Linked DNA regions of Homo sapiens: region 1 is linked to region 2. The links are chromatin contacts, found by Hi-C or POLR2A ChIA-PET in ENCODE. All regions are on one chromosome and are shown on one strand. The core of a region is the stretch at or near the end of the contact, and the rest is flanking DNA. Distances in the headings are between cores, read along the strand shown. Region 1 holds the start of LINC01063 (long intergenic non-protein coding RNA 1063). Region 2 holds the start of DLG1 (discs large MAGUK scaffold protein 1).

What was found. A loop is a pair of places that touch in the nucleus more often than their neighbours do. ChIA-PET counts read pairs that join two places held with the same protein, here RNA polymerase II (POLR2A). Pooled maps may share reads with other maps.
Region 1: a loop to region 2 is called in a map of OCI-LY7, with 4 times the contacts of the local background. The contact joins the promoter of LINC01063 here to the promoter of DLG1 in region 2. A Hi-C loop is called at or near these places in 1 of 168 maps with a recorded cell type or tissue (OCI-LY7), 4 of 37 single-sample maps with no recorded cell type and 11 of 50 pooled maps. POLR2A ChIA-PET finds 5 or more read pairs at or near these places in 1 of 52 experiments (T-cell).

What each region holds. Positions count from the first base shown.
Region 1 is chr3:196,627,831-196,635,225 of GRCh38, forward strand. LINC01063 (long intergenic non-protein coding RNA 1063) reads right to left here and starts at 4,757. Exons shown (of 2, transcript NR_132101.1): 1 at 4,558-4,757; 2 at 3,674-3,815. RefSeq lists enhancers at 4,425-5,179, 7,240-7,395 and a silencer at 4,569-4,648.
Region 2 is chr3:197,295,125-197,302,074 of GRCh38, forward strand. It overlaps DLG1 (discs large MAGUK scaffold protein 1), which reads right to left and starts at 3,488. Exons shown (of 25, transcript NM_001366207.1): 1 at 3,412-3,488; 2 at 2,062-2,111; 3 at 1,222-1,353. The coding sequence starts at 2,080. It overlaps DLG1-AS1 (DLG1 antisense RNA 1), which reads left to right and starts at 3,123. Exons shown (of 3, transcript NR_038289.1): 1 at 3,123-3,486; 2 at 3,854-3,968. RefSeq lists silencers at 2,415-3,044, 3,535-3,664.

The DNA of each region.
Region 1 (7,395 bases), core at 3,507-6,006, 670 kb before region 2:
ACAACAGAAACTGATTCTGATTCACTTGAGCAGGAAAGGAATTTATTGGAAGGATAGTGGGTAAATGTCAGTGCGAAGGCTGGAGACGCAGGTGAGCAAATGGCAGCAGCAGGGGAGGTGGGCAGCTGCACCCACAGCCATGGTCATGCCAGGGGGCGGCCTGGTTGGAAGGCTGTGTCACTGTGACTGCCTGGGACATCAGAGGCTGCGGCTGCCACCCCTGGAGCGAGGCAGCTTCCTCACATACTTGCTCCATGCCCAGGTTTCTTAGCACACATTCCGATGGTTGAGCCCAGATCATGCAACCAAATCCTAATTTCCAAGGGATAGGCCTCTGTTTCCAAACAACGCCACGCAAGAAAAGGCTCCTCTTAGCCGTGAAGAGGTTCAGACGCTGAGCACCCGTCAAACACAACCCCTGCAAATACTGACTATTATAGATTCCAGCTCTGGGGACATCGTCCTTTTATCCTCAAACAGAAGAAGAGTCATTTCTGCTCTCAAAGGGATGAGTGCACCTTTCTTCTTAACAAGGAATACCAACTTCCTGCAGTTTCCTGATATTTAACATTATCTAGTTACTTTATATAAATTATATAATTTTAAAATATTTATATTATTCTTAATATAATTATATTTAATACATTATACTAATATGTTATATAATTTATTAATATAGTAGAATATATTTTATATATTAATGATCTCCCTAGTAATCATCTCCAACATAAGATTAAGGATAATTGTGGCAATTTTAAAATTTTGTTTTGTTTTTGAGACAGGGTCTCGCTTTGTCACCCAGGCTTGAGTGCAGTGGCGCAATCTTGGCTCACTGCAGCCTCGACTTTCTGGGTGCAAATGATCCTTTCGCCTTAGCCTCCCGAGTAGCTGGGACAACAGGCGCGTGCCACCATGCCTGGCTAATTCTTTTGCATTTTGTATTTTTGTAGATATGGGGTTTCACCATGTTGCCTAGGCTGGTTTCAATCTCTTGAGCTCAAGGGATCCACCTACCTCAGCCTCCCAAAGTACTGGGATTACAGGCATGGGCCACCGTGCCTGGCCCAGATGATTCTATATTTTATTTTATTTTTTATTTTATTTTATTATTGTATTTTTTTGAGACAGAGTCTCGCTCTGTTGCCAGGCTGGAGTGCAGTGGTGCGATCTCAGCTCACTGCAACCTACGCCTCCTGGGTTCACATCATTCTCCTGCTTCAGCCTCCTGAGTAGCTGGGACTACAGGTGCCCACGACCACGCCTGGCTAAACTTTTTTTGTATTTTTAGTAGAGACGGGGTTTCACCATGTTGGCCAGAATGGTTTTGATCTCTTGACCTTGTGATTCACCCGCCTCGGCCTCCCAAAGTGCTGGGATTACAGGTGTGAGCCACCATGCCTGGCCGATAATTGTATTTTAAATAAGAAACCTAAAGCTTCAAAATCCTCAAAATATAATACTTAAAAACATTTATACAGATATTAAAGGAATAGTTCAATAGCAGTGAAATATTTTTAATTTGAGAAGCCAAATACATATTCATGAATCACTCTAGAGATACAAAGAGAAACTGCACAATTTCAAAACAGTATGGTCAAAATATGATGTCATTCTGTTTAACTAGCTTTAAGATGTTGCTAGGTGCTCCAATGTTCTAATTTAGACTATAATAGGAAAACACATGTTTTACATAAATGTATTTTCCAAATAACTAGAGAGTATCAGTTTAAGCACTAATCTTTTTTATTCTGATTTTCAAAAAATGTTAAACAAATCCCACTTCACGGGGATTACAGATGTGAGCCGCCACACTTCCCTTTCTTGTATACTGAGTCTATGTTAACCTATTCTTTTTTTCTGGCGTGATCTCGGCTCATTTGCAACCTCCACCTCCCAGGTTCAAGTGATTCTCCTGTCTCAGCCTCCTGAGTAGCTGGGATTACAAGCATGCACCACCACACCCAACTAATTTTGTATTTTTAGTAGAAACAGGGTTTCACCATGTTGGTCAGGCTGGTCTCGAACTCCTGACCTCAGGTGATCTGCCTGCCTCGGCCTCCCAAAGTGCTGGGATTACAGGCGTGAGCCACAGTGCCCAGTGGTTTATTTTTATAGAACAGCTTTATTGAGCTATAACTCATCTACCATATAATTTACGCATTTAATGTGTACAAGGCAATTGCTTTTAGCATGTTCACATACTCATGAAACCATCACCACAATTTTAGAACATTTTCATAACCTCAAAAGGAAACCCCATACCCATTACCAGTCACTCCCATTTTCCCCCAAACCCCCAGACCTAGGTAACCACTAATCTTTCTCTCTCTACAGATTTGCCTTCTCTGAACAATTCATGTAAATGAAATCATGTAACATGTGATCATTTGTGACTGACTTTTTTCACTTAGCATAATGTTTTCAAAGTTTGTCCCTGTTGTAGCATGTATCAGTACTTTATTCTCTTCTATGGCTGAGAAATGTTCCACTGCATAGCTGGGCGCAGTGGCTCAAGCCAGTATTCCCAGCACTTTGGGAGGCTGAGGCGGGTGGATCGCTTGAGCTCAGAAGTTCAAGACCAGCCTGGGCAGAAACCCCATCTCTACCAAAAATACAAAAAATTAGTCGGGTGTGGTGGCAGGCACCTGTGGTCCCAGCTACTGGGGAGGCTGAGGTGGGAGGATCGCTTGAGCCCAGGAGGAGGTTGCAGTGAGCTGAGATAGCATCACTGAACTCCAGCCTGGGTGACAGAAAGAGATCCCATCAAAAAAAAAAAAAAGAAGAAAGAAGAAAGAAAGAAAGAAGGAAAGAAAAAGAAAGAAAGAAAGAGAAAGAAAAGAAAGAAAGAAAGAGAAAAAGAAATTCCACTGCATGGATATACTGTATCCACTCGTCAGTTAGTTGATGGACATTTGGGTTTTTTCCACTTCTTGGTAATCATGAATGATGCTGTTCTGAACATTCATGTTCGGGTGTTAGTATAGCATGGCTTCAGGTGTTAGTATAGCATGTCTTCAGGTGTTTGTATAGCATGTCTTCATTTCTTTTAGGTCCCTAGGAATGGAATTTGTGAGCCACCTGATAACTCCATGCTTTTACCTTTTGAGGAGCTGCCAGACTCCTTTCCAAAGTTTCTGCACCATCTTACATTCCCACCAGCAGTGTATGAGGGTCGCAGTTTCTCCACATACTTGTTTTATTTGACCTTTTGATGCTAGGCATCCTAGTGCATATAAAGTGATATGTCATTGTAGTTTTTGTTTTTGGGGTTTTTTTAGACAGGGTTTCACTCCCGTCACCCAGGCTGGAGTGCAATGGCACAATCTCGGCTCACTGCAACCTCTGCCTCCTGGGTTCAAGTGAGTCTCCTGCCTCAGCCTCCTGAGTAGCTGGGATTACAGGCACAGGCCACTGTGCCCGGCTAATTTTTGTATTTTTTTGTAGAGACGGGGTTTCACCATGTTGGTCAGGCTGGGTTTGAACTCCTGGGCTCAAGCGATCCACCTGCCTCAGCCTCCCAAAGCGCTGGGATTACAGGTGTGAGCCACAGCGCCTGGCCTCTCATTGCAGTTTTGATTTGCATTTCCCTGATGACAAATGATATCAAGCATCTTTTCACATGATTACTGGCCATTTGTATACCTTCTGTGGAAATGTGGTAACACCCTTTGCTGATTTTAAAATAGGGTTATTTGTTTATTATTGAGTTGAAATAATTCCTTCTTTTGAGTGTCAGTGACTGAGGTTCGCTGTGACACAGAGGGGTTCTCCTGGAGAGCTATGGCACATGCTCCATATTAAAAGGCAACATGATGCTGTCAGGAAGAACACAAAAGCAATTATAAAAACGTGTTAGTACATATTTATGCATCTTTTTTCTTACTCTCTCTTTGCTATCTATTCTCACAGCTCTAAATATGAATTATTTCTCTAGGTAGAGGCCAAGCATGAGTCAGCTTCTCCCAAGAATCAGTTGCCTGGGCTTCGAGACAGTTTTCTGCCGTATTTTGGGTAATTGTAGTTGCCAGGAGTCTGACTTCTGAGGGTGTCAGGTGCCATTTGCCGTTAAGTGGAGATAGTAGGTTGAACAGGGTGGGACTAATTGGGGCCAGTTTTGAGGAGGTGAATCTTTAGTGAAATCGCCAAGAACACAGTGGTGAGGACCTGGCAGAGAGGAGGAGATTCCAAGGCTGGGGGAATTGGGTAGTGGCGTCTGGGCACTGGGTCCTGTAGAAGGGAATTGGCGAGATGAATGAGCAGGGCTTCACAGGTGTGACTGATCTTGGTAAAGACGGTGAGAAGCCGTGACCAGGCAGGGTGTGCATGGGAGCAGTGAAAGGTCTAAAATTCAGCCTTTGAGCTCAGTGCTAGGTTCATGCTAGTAATTGGTTCCGATAGGTTAAGCTTCCTCTGGTTTGCCGGTGTGAGAAGAAAGAAAAACCTACTCCTCCCTGTTTCCGCCTCACCAGCTTCCCTTCTCTGCCAGCCCCACCCTGCCCCCGGCCCGTGTGGCTAAACTGCCCAACTGCCGATTAAAACCCGCACCTCCCAACATACCTCGCACCACCCAGAGGCCCCGGTCCCCGCCATTCATTCCGCTCCCGGCCGGGAGTCGCTCTAGCCAATCACCTTCCAGGCTCAGGGCGGCCGAGGCAGGGCCTCTGCCTCTTCGGGGGGCCTCTCCCTCCCCCTGCCCCTGATTGTGGCTGAACTGCCACCGCTTGATAGCAAACCACACTCGGCACAGGAAGGAGAACAGCGCCCGCGGCCCCGGGCCTCCATGAAATCAGCAAGGGCGCGCTCCTCCCACCGCCGCGCTGCTGAGCCTCCCGCCTTTCCTTCCGGTCGCTCGCGCCTCGAGAGGCGCCGCAGGGAGCCCTCTGCCGGTCCCGCCCTTCGCTGTTAGCGCTTAGGATCTGGTGCCTTTTCACGTGGGGGCGGGTGGGCGGGAGGCGAGTCTGGGGTCTTCGGGCCGGGCCTCCGCTCTCTGGCAGTTTGCACCTTGCTCCACTCACTGGCCTGCGGTCTGTGTTCACTCCTCCTCCTCTCCCACGTCTCAGGAACCTGCAGCTGGCCCCCGAGCCCGCGCCCTCCCGGTTCTAGGAATTCACCACTTTCTTGCCTTTGTTTGGGTATCTTTTGTTTGGAGCCAGAGCCGGCTCCAAGGAGGAGCTGCCGGAGGGTGCTAGGCTTTTTGCAGAGGAAGTGAGGAGCAGAGTGATAGGGCGTGAAGTCAGAGGGAGCAGAGAAGGGGCCGAATCCAGCGGGGCCCGGATCATGCAGGGCCCGGAGCCTGTGGTGAGGACTCCGGGATTTATATTCACCAATTATGAGAAAGGACTTCTCGGCCGGGCGCGGTGGCTCACACCTGTAATCCCAGCACTTTGGGAGGCTGAGGCCGGCGGATCGCCTAAGGTCAGGAGTTCGGGACCACCCTGGACAACATGGTGAAACTTTGTCTCTACTAAAAATACAAAAATTAGCCAGGCGTGGTGGTACATGCCTGCAATCCCAGATACTTGGGAGGCTGAGGCAGGAGAATCGCTTGAACCCAGGAGGCGGAGGTTGCCGTGAGCCGAGATCGTGCCACTGTACTCCAGCCTGGGCAACAAGAGCGAAACTCCGTCAAAAAAAAAAAGAAGAAGAAGAAGAAGAAGAAAAGAAAAAAGCAAAGAAAGAAAAGAAAGAGGACTTATCAATGACCACAAATGACTAAGTCCTCAACCTCTCCAACAGCTCTAGAGCAAATGACACTTTAGCCTGTGCTGAGCCCCTACAAGGTGCTAGACCAAGTATTCTTGGGGATATATACAAATGTGAACAAGCCAGAGACCCTGCCTGGCAGGACTCACTGTCCAGGGGGAAGGCAAAACTGCAAAGATGAGCTGGGACGCCCCATGGGAAACGCTGGACAGAGTCAGCCACAAAGCCATCCCCTTGCAGCCTCCTCCTTGGCATGGCCTTATTTTCCTTGTTGGATCCCTAGTGTCCTACCCCATGCCAGGTCCCACCCCAGGAGGGTCCAGTTCACACTTCCAGAAAGTTTGGGCTGCACTGTCCCAGCGGCTGTGCCCTTCGTGCTCTCCCGCTCCCAGGACTCTCCCAGCACCGCGTGCCCATTTTCCCCAAGGTCCTTTCGGCCCTGGACCAGACCATGGTTAGTTATGGGTGCCCCTTCCCCTCGCTGTCCCACTCCACGCCCTGGCACTGATAGGACACTTCCATGTTATCTTTGCACCACCTGGACTCTTTGATCATATGTTGATACTGTCGGTGTTTCAGGACAGGAAGAGGCAGTGTCCCCACAGAGGTCAGTCACCGGAGTCAGTGGCTGCGGGAGGCCATGGGCAGCAGGGAGCTAGAGGAGCTGATCTCAGGATTGGAGACCGCCACCTCCTCCAGGAGGAGAAACACGCGGGGAAGAGCCCCCAGCCCCACCCCACCCCCGCACTGCCTTCAGCCTCTGCATTGACCCCTCCGCTTTTCCAGGATGGGCATCATGAGGCGTTGAGTGGTACCAATGTGGGCGGTGGGCTCTCCTCTTTCCGGTTTTAATTCTTGGTTCTTAAAAACTCCGTTCCAAATGAGGGAAATGAAACTACTGAACACTCTCCCCCAGCAGCCAGCTGACGTGGGGCAAGAGAACAATTCCCAGTTAAGGCCCCAAAGGAAATCCCCTCCCTGCCATGTGCTGAGGCTGGAGAAGTGGGGGCTGGAGAACTGGAGAAGTGGGGGCTAGGAGAAGTGGAGGCTGGAGAAGTCGGGGCTAGGAGAACTGGGGGCTGGAGAACTGGGGGCTGGAAAGGGGGGGCTGGGAGAAGTGGGGGCTGGAGAACTGGGGTCTGGAGAAGTGGGGGCTGAAGAAGTGGAGGCTGGAGAAGTGGGGACTGGGAGAAGTGGGGGCTAGAGAAGTGGGGGCTGGGAGAAGTGGGGACTGGGAGAAGTGGGGGCTAGAGAAGTGGGGGCTGGGAGAAGTGGGGTCTGGAGAAGTGGGGGCTAGAGAAGTGGAGGCTGGAGAAGTGGGGGCTGGAGAAGTGGGGGCTGGGAGAAGTTGGGGAGGCTCTATCTAGCTCACTGCTCCGCCACCAAGGTGAAGGGCCTGTCTGTGGCCAGCGGCTGAGAGCCCACAGCACAGCGGAGAACCCCAGAGGCAGGAGCAAGAGGACCATGATTTTGCCCGGGGTGAGCCGCCAGTTCCAGGTCCCCATGGCTCCACTGCTAGGTGCAATCCCTGTGCTCCTCTCTCACAGACCTGTCTGGAGTGGGGAGCAGCCCTGGCTCCTCCCATGGCTCCCTTGCACACCGAGTTGTGTCCCCTCTCACAGGCCAGCTGTAGCCCCCTCCCCTGGTCTTGAATAGGTTGCCATCTGGAAAAGCAGTCAGGGGTCGGGGTGG
Region 2 (6,950 bases), core at 2,238-4,737:
GCAAAATGTGAATTTCTGGAGCTGGGTAACAGTTAAAAGGCAGTTCATTACACTGTGCTATGTATCCTTATGTTTTTAAAAGTCTATTAAAATGTTACATTTTTCAAAATTGTTCAGGTGCATCAAGTGGTCTTTACAAAAATCTTTCATTCTAAAACCGTAGAGAGCATCCATTTATCAATAATGTACCTGACAGGACACACTGACTTGAAAGTAGTCTTCAAATCACACCAACAATTATTCTATCAACAGATAGATGTAAGGCCATATCTGACTGGAAGTTACTGAAGAAATAAATGTAATATAATTAAGTATATGTCTTCTTATGTTAAAATGTTATATAGTTGATAACTAAAACAAAAAAAAAAAACTTCATTCTTAGAATTGGAAGAGACAAACTTTCTAGTTCGGTGGTTTGCAAACTTTTTGAGGTACCTGGACAAAAGAGCCAGACAAGTCACCTTGTTTTATACATAGGAGATTATACACAAAATATGAGATGATGCTTTTAAAAATGATTTATCTACTTAAAAAAGGCTTTAAACCCATTCTGTCATTTCAACAGCTACATTCTACAGCTAATATGGTGGCATAGAAAAGATTAAATGACTTGGGATATATCATTCAATTAGTGGCAAAAGAACTCAGGACTCTTATTTTTCCAGTTCTTTCAAACAATGCACCACTTCAAATTAAGTTACAATTAAGAATAAAACTTTCCATTTTCTTGCCTGTAAAATACGGTTACTAGACAAGATCATCTCTAAGATTATTTTCCAGGTCTAAAATTCTGACTCCATGAATGCCAAGCTCAAACAGAAATCTACATTAAGGGAATGAATGTTCTTCAACACAGCAGAACCCTTCACACGCTTTCAATGACTTCAGAGACATGCCAGTCAAATACAGAAACAAGCTCACAGTAACTCAGTCATACCTTTTAGGTCCTTAAACATCTGTGCAACATCTTTTAATAGTTAATGCTATTAAGATGTGAAACAATGTTCTCAAAAGCCACTGAAATAATCCTGAAAGTTTTTTGGTTACTAGTTATTTTAAGAAAGGACACTGGCCTATGAAAAACACACAACTCACTGAAGATGTTCAAGTTACCGAATGCCTCAGAGAATTAAGTACATCATTTTCTTAAGTTTAAAATAAATGAATTGAGAGGAGCATAAAGCCTAGCTGGCATAATAGTTACGAAGTTTTAATTCCCACCTATTAAAGCCTGAAAGAGGTTGCTCTGAAATATGTTAATAACCCGTTCTATGGAACTTCTGAGCTGTCTGTCTTCAGTTTGGCTTAGTTTTGAACGATATTCCTCCAAAAGGTGCAATGCTCTCTGGGTATCTGAGAAGAAAAAGCAGAGCCTGATTAAAACTCTCTATTTACAAAAAAAGTATCACATACTAGTGCAAATAATTCTGCATGACATCTAAATAGTTCCGCAAATCCTTCAGGTCAATTGATGTCACTATGTTCATGTACACATATTCCTTAGAATGACCAAAAAATAAAAAAAAAAATTAAAGAAATACAAGAAAAATTTAAACATATATCACATTAGAAAACGGAGGAGAGTGAGCAGTTTGGAATAAATGTGTACTGGTAGTTTGCCAAAGTAAAAGATCAAAGTATTAGCAACAGTTTCAGATTACCTGATAATGCAAAAGCAGATTATCTACAATTTGTCATCATAATCCAAATTTTTAACATTTCAAAATACAAATTCTTAGTATCCCACAGTTGCTTACAGAATAGTGCTTAGTAAGAATGATAGAGTGAAATACTAAAACACCAATTCAGGGTTATTAAGGACATCTGTTGGGGGGGGGCTAACTGCCTCTCTTAATCACTAGAGAAATGTTAAGAAAGTTTAACAAACATTTTCGTGTTTCCATCTTCTGAAATGATATGAGGCTTAGATTCCCTAAGCAATAAAGCTAGGACCGTGCTGTCTCATCAAAGTTACACAAACGATTCTAAAACGGCAATCAAAAAACTGACACACGGAAAAGCAAGTGACATCGACAACAGAGTTACGGAATAAACTCTCACCTTGCTTCCGGACCGGCATTTTTCTCCAGAATCAGGAAGAGGGCACACACCTTTAAAACACACAACGGAAAGGAAAAAGGATAGAATCATGTTAAACTAGCATTTTCCCCTATCGAAATAGAAAACCCTCGCAGCCTATTTGAAAACCCCACGTTCCAAAGTTTTACCAAGTCAAAGAAAGAGTCTCAAAACGCAGCAGTTGTCTGTCAACGTGGAAAGCTTTTCCTTGGAGTGGGTACCCCTCCAAATTAAGAACAGACAGAAGTCGGCTTCCAAACTCTCCTCGAAAGCGTCCCCTCCCCAAAGAGCCTAGACCTGAGGCCGCCTCTTCCCCCGCACAAGTATCCACACTCCCCACCTGCTACTGGGTACGGGCGGGTGAAGCGCTCCGACCCTTGGCCCCTGAGCCAGCAGCGGCCGCAGAGCGCTGAGAGGGGACCAGCGGGACTGGCCGCCCGCCCTGCTCGGGCCCCCTCCTCTCGCTTGCCTTTCTCCTTGCTCGCTGCCTCCGGGCTGCTCCAGCGGGGGCCGGACAGGGCAGCGGCCGCTCTCCGCGACGCCCTCGCGCCCCGCATGCACACCTCCGCGGGCCCCCACACCTGCGGCGCCGCCACAAAGTTCCGGTGAGCGGCGTGCGCTCGGAACTGGGGTGCGCCCCGGCCAGACTCGGAGCAGCTCCCCAGCCCGGCCCCGCTCCACGTACCCCCGCCCCGCCCGGGGCCCGCGGAGCCGAGCGGAGGGGGCGAAGGGACGGGGGAGGAGCTCCCCTGGGCCGCCGCACCCCCGCGGCCTCGTCCTCCTTCTCGGCCGCGCCGCCTCCTCGCTCGCCGCGGCCCCCCGGCCCGCTCGCCCAGTTGCTGCCGCACGCCCCACCCCCGGAACCTCGCCTCCTTCCGCGCCCCCAACCGCTCTCCCCCGAAACTTTCCGCCAAGATGGCGGCCCCCGAGCTGGCCTGCCGCGCTCCCACGTGACCGCTTTCCCGGCGCTCTCAGCCAATGGGAAGTGAGGAGGCGGCTCGCGCCGAGCCCCGGGCTCCCCGCGCTGCTACCTTCGGGTTGGAAGGGGGAGGCGGGTCGGGGGAGGGCAGGGGAACGGAAGGGGTACCCGGGGAGCATCCTAAGGGAACCTCTTCGCTTAAAAGGGCGGCCGCTGAAGTGGCTCTGAGAACAAAGGAGTTAACACTCGGACTCCACAGGTGGCCCGGGGTGGCCCTGGAGGAGCCCGCCTTTACCTTGCCCTAGCCCACCGGCGCGTCCCGCAGTTCCGAACTAAACGCGCCAGGCCGGGAAGGCTCGGGCTGTCTGAAGAGAGGCGTGACCTCGCCTACACCAGATCCAAGGCGCACATACCGAGACACCCCTCAACCTCACTCAGCAGTGCCGTTTCCAACTCCGCGGCAGAGACAGCGCCTGGCGACCCCGGGGGTAGATCCCCACCGGGGAAAAGCCGCCTTAAGGAGGAGCCAACTGCACCTCCCAGGGGGCGGGGAGGGCGGGGCCTGGGAGAGGGAGAGGGAGGAGTTCGGGGAGGGGTGCCAACTCTGCATTGCCTTCCACTCCAGGCTGATTGTTAAGTTACTCTTCGTCCCTTAGTAATAGGCTTGGGGGGAGGGGTTTCATTACAGAAGGACATATGAAATAGAGACACTGGTTAACTTGGCAAGAGTTTGAGGGTTATAGTACAAGATTTTTAAGCCTAACTGATTAATTCCGAGTATGGTATACTTAAGGGTGGGCAGAGAAGGTTTGTTCATTCATTCGCTCATTCATTCATTCATTCATTTCCCTCAAGCCTGCGTCCCCGCCCGGTCAGCATCGCAGGTGTTACCCAAACTCTGACGGTCCCTTTAAGAACTCACCCGGAGTCGCGCCCTCCGAAGCTGAGCCGCCCTCGGCCAGCGCTGCAGGTTTGTTTCGTGCGCACCTCCGGGCGGAATTACCGGCCGGCTGGGACCCCGCTCCCGGTCTGAGCCACCCAGGTTATAGAAGGGGAATCTCGGGAAGCTTTCCAAGTCACTGCCCACGTCTTCGAACTTCCTCGGGGTGACGAGGACCTCCCTATTAGGAGGTCCAGAGAGAATTTGCCCAAAGTTACCCCGAGTGAGTGACAGAACTGGAAACCCGGAGATCCTGTCTTTCAAAACCGGAAGGCTCTTCCCAGTAAACCTGACGGCCTCTGACTGAGGCCGTATCCATTGGCTACCAAAGGGAAGGCCGAGGAACCTCGTATTGTAACCTTAACAGCTACTCAGAGGTATACTGACCACTGGTTTTACTTTTGGATTGCACCTTAGAATCCTAACTTACTGTAAGGACCCACCGACTTTAGAACCTATCTAGGACAAGGAACCGAGGTCCGGAAAAAGGGAAGCAACTTGTCCAAGGACATAGACGCTAATCAGTAACAGAGCAGCCGAGAACTCAGGTCTCCTAGCTCTAGTCCAGGGCTCTTTCTCTTGTGATTTTGGACAACTTGACAGAGAGGTATGTTGGTATGTTGGCAGCAGACCTCTGTGCTTTCCCGGATCAAGCATCCTGGGATCTTGAACAACAGTTAAAGCAACATTGCATAGAGAAAATGGGATAGAAGGGTCAAACGGTGCTGAAGGCAGAGGTGTCCTAACAGCCGGGAACTTAACAGAGGGACGGAATTTATTTAGTAGTGAAAGTGGCTCATGACAGGCATCATACTCTCAAGACTTCGCTGATGGACTGTGAATGGGATGGTTGCAGTAAGAAACCATTCTAACAATGGAATCTCTTCAGAATTCAGAAGAAACAGGGAGGGAAATTTGCCCTCTCCCTTGATAACATTTATTGTTCATATATGTTCACTTGCTAGGAAACGGGGATAGAAATAAATAAGATCCGAGTCCTGCTCTCAAGGATACACAGCCTTGTAGCAAGTACACAAAGGCCAATGCACCTTTTCCCAGGGGACACTGAGGAGTCAAAAACAAAATTTGTGTGAGTTCTCAATGTCATCCTAGCCTTCCCCTAAAAGCAAAAAGGAGGAAGGGGAGGAAAGAGGACGTGTCCTTTTTTCTTGTCATTCTGTGTGACAGCCCTATTTGGTTGTCAGCGGTGTACAAAAGCAGCAGTGAACCCAGCACTTGTTCTACCCTTAGCCTAAGGTGCCGGCAGCAAGTGCCTAGCAAATGAACATATATGAACAATGAATAAAGGCTCTTTACTCTTCATTCCTCCTTTCTACCCATCTTTATTAGTTACTTATTGCTGGATAAAAAAAAAGTTCCTCAAAGCTTAAGGGTTTAAAACTTATTAGCTTAGTAAGTTAAACAGCGATAAATATTATCTCAGTTTCTGTGTGTCAGGAATTCAGGAGCGGCATAGTTGGGTGGTTTTGGCTCAGGGCATTATGATGTTGCAGTCAAGAAGCCTGCCAGGGCTGCAGTCATCTGAAGGCTTCAGGGGGACTACGGGAGGCTCTTTCAGCATGGATCATTCACATAGCTAGTAAGTTGATGCTGGCTATTGGGCGGAGGCTTCAATTTCTCACCATGAAGACCTTTCTATAGGGCTGCTTGAGTGTCTTCATGACGTAGCGGCTGACGTCCAACAGAGCAAGTGATTCAAGATGGCGAGACAGAAGAAGCCACAATGCCTTTCATCACTTAGTCTCAAAAGTGACACTCTGTCATAGTCTGTTTGGGCTGCTATAACAAAATACCTTAGACTGGGTGATTTATAAACAACAGGAATGTATTACAGCTCTAGAGACTAAGTAGTCCAAGATCAAAACACCATCAGATGTGATCTAACAGTCATGAGAATAAAAATTAAAAAAAAAAAAATGGCCAGGCGCGGTGGCTCATGCCTGTAATATCCAGCACTTTGGGAGGCCAAGGCAGGTGGATCACGAGGTCAGGAGTTCAAGACCAGCCTGGCCAAGATTGTGAAACCCCGTCTCTACTAAAAATATAAAAATTAGCCAGGCATGGTAGCAGGCACCTGTAATCAACTATTCAGGAGGCTGAGACAGAGAATTGCTTGAATCCGGGAGGCGGAGGTTGCAGTGAGCCGAGATCGCGCCACTGCACTCCAGCCTGGGCGACAGAGCAAGACTCTGTCTTAAAAAAAAAAAAAAAAAAAAAAAAAAAAAAAAAAAAAAAAACACCAAGAGATTCAGTGTCTGGTAATAGCCCCATTCCTCATGAATGGAGCCTTCTTGCTACATCTTCCCATGGTGCAAGGGACTAACAAGCTCTATCTGGCATCTTTTATAAAGGCTCTAATCCCATTTAGAAGAGCTCCACTTTCAAGACCTAATCACCTCCCAAAAGCCTCATCTCTTAATATGATCACTTTGAAGGTGAAGATTTCAACGTATTAATTTAAGAAGGACACAAACATTCAGACCATAGCATACTCCATAATATCCGATCAGTTACTTAGATCAGCCTCAAGGATATGAATACCAGAAAGTAAGACTCACTGGAGGCCATCTTCTTGGAGCTGGCTACCACATCATCACAACATACAAAGCAATGACATCTGGATTTTTCTTTTCTTTTTTTTTTTTTTTAGACCGAGTCTTGCTCTGTTGCCAGGCTGGAGTGCAGTGGTACGATCTCGGCTCACTGCAACCTCTGCCTCCCGGGTTCAAGCTATTCTCCTGCCTCAGCCTCCTGGGTTGTTGGGACTACAGGCATGTGCCACCACGCCCAGCTAATTTTTTGTATTTTAGTAGTGACGGGGTTTCACCATGTTGGCCAGGATGGTCTCGATCTCCTGACCTCGTGATCCACCCGCCTCAGCCTCCCAAAGTGCTGGGATTACAGGTGTGAGCCACTGCACCCAGCCCTGACATCTGGATTTTTCTAAGCAACTTTTATTTCCTCAAAGTTTTCCTTACTTTGTGCAGTGAG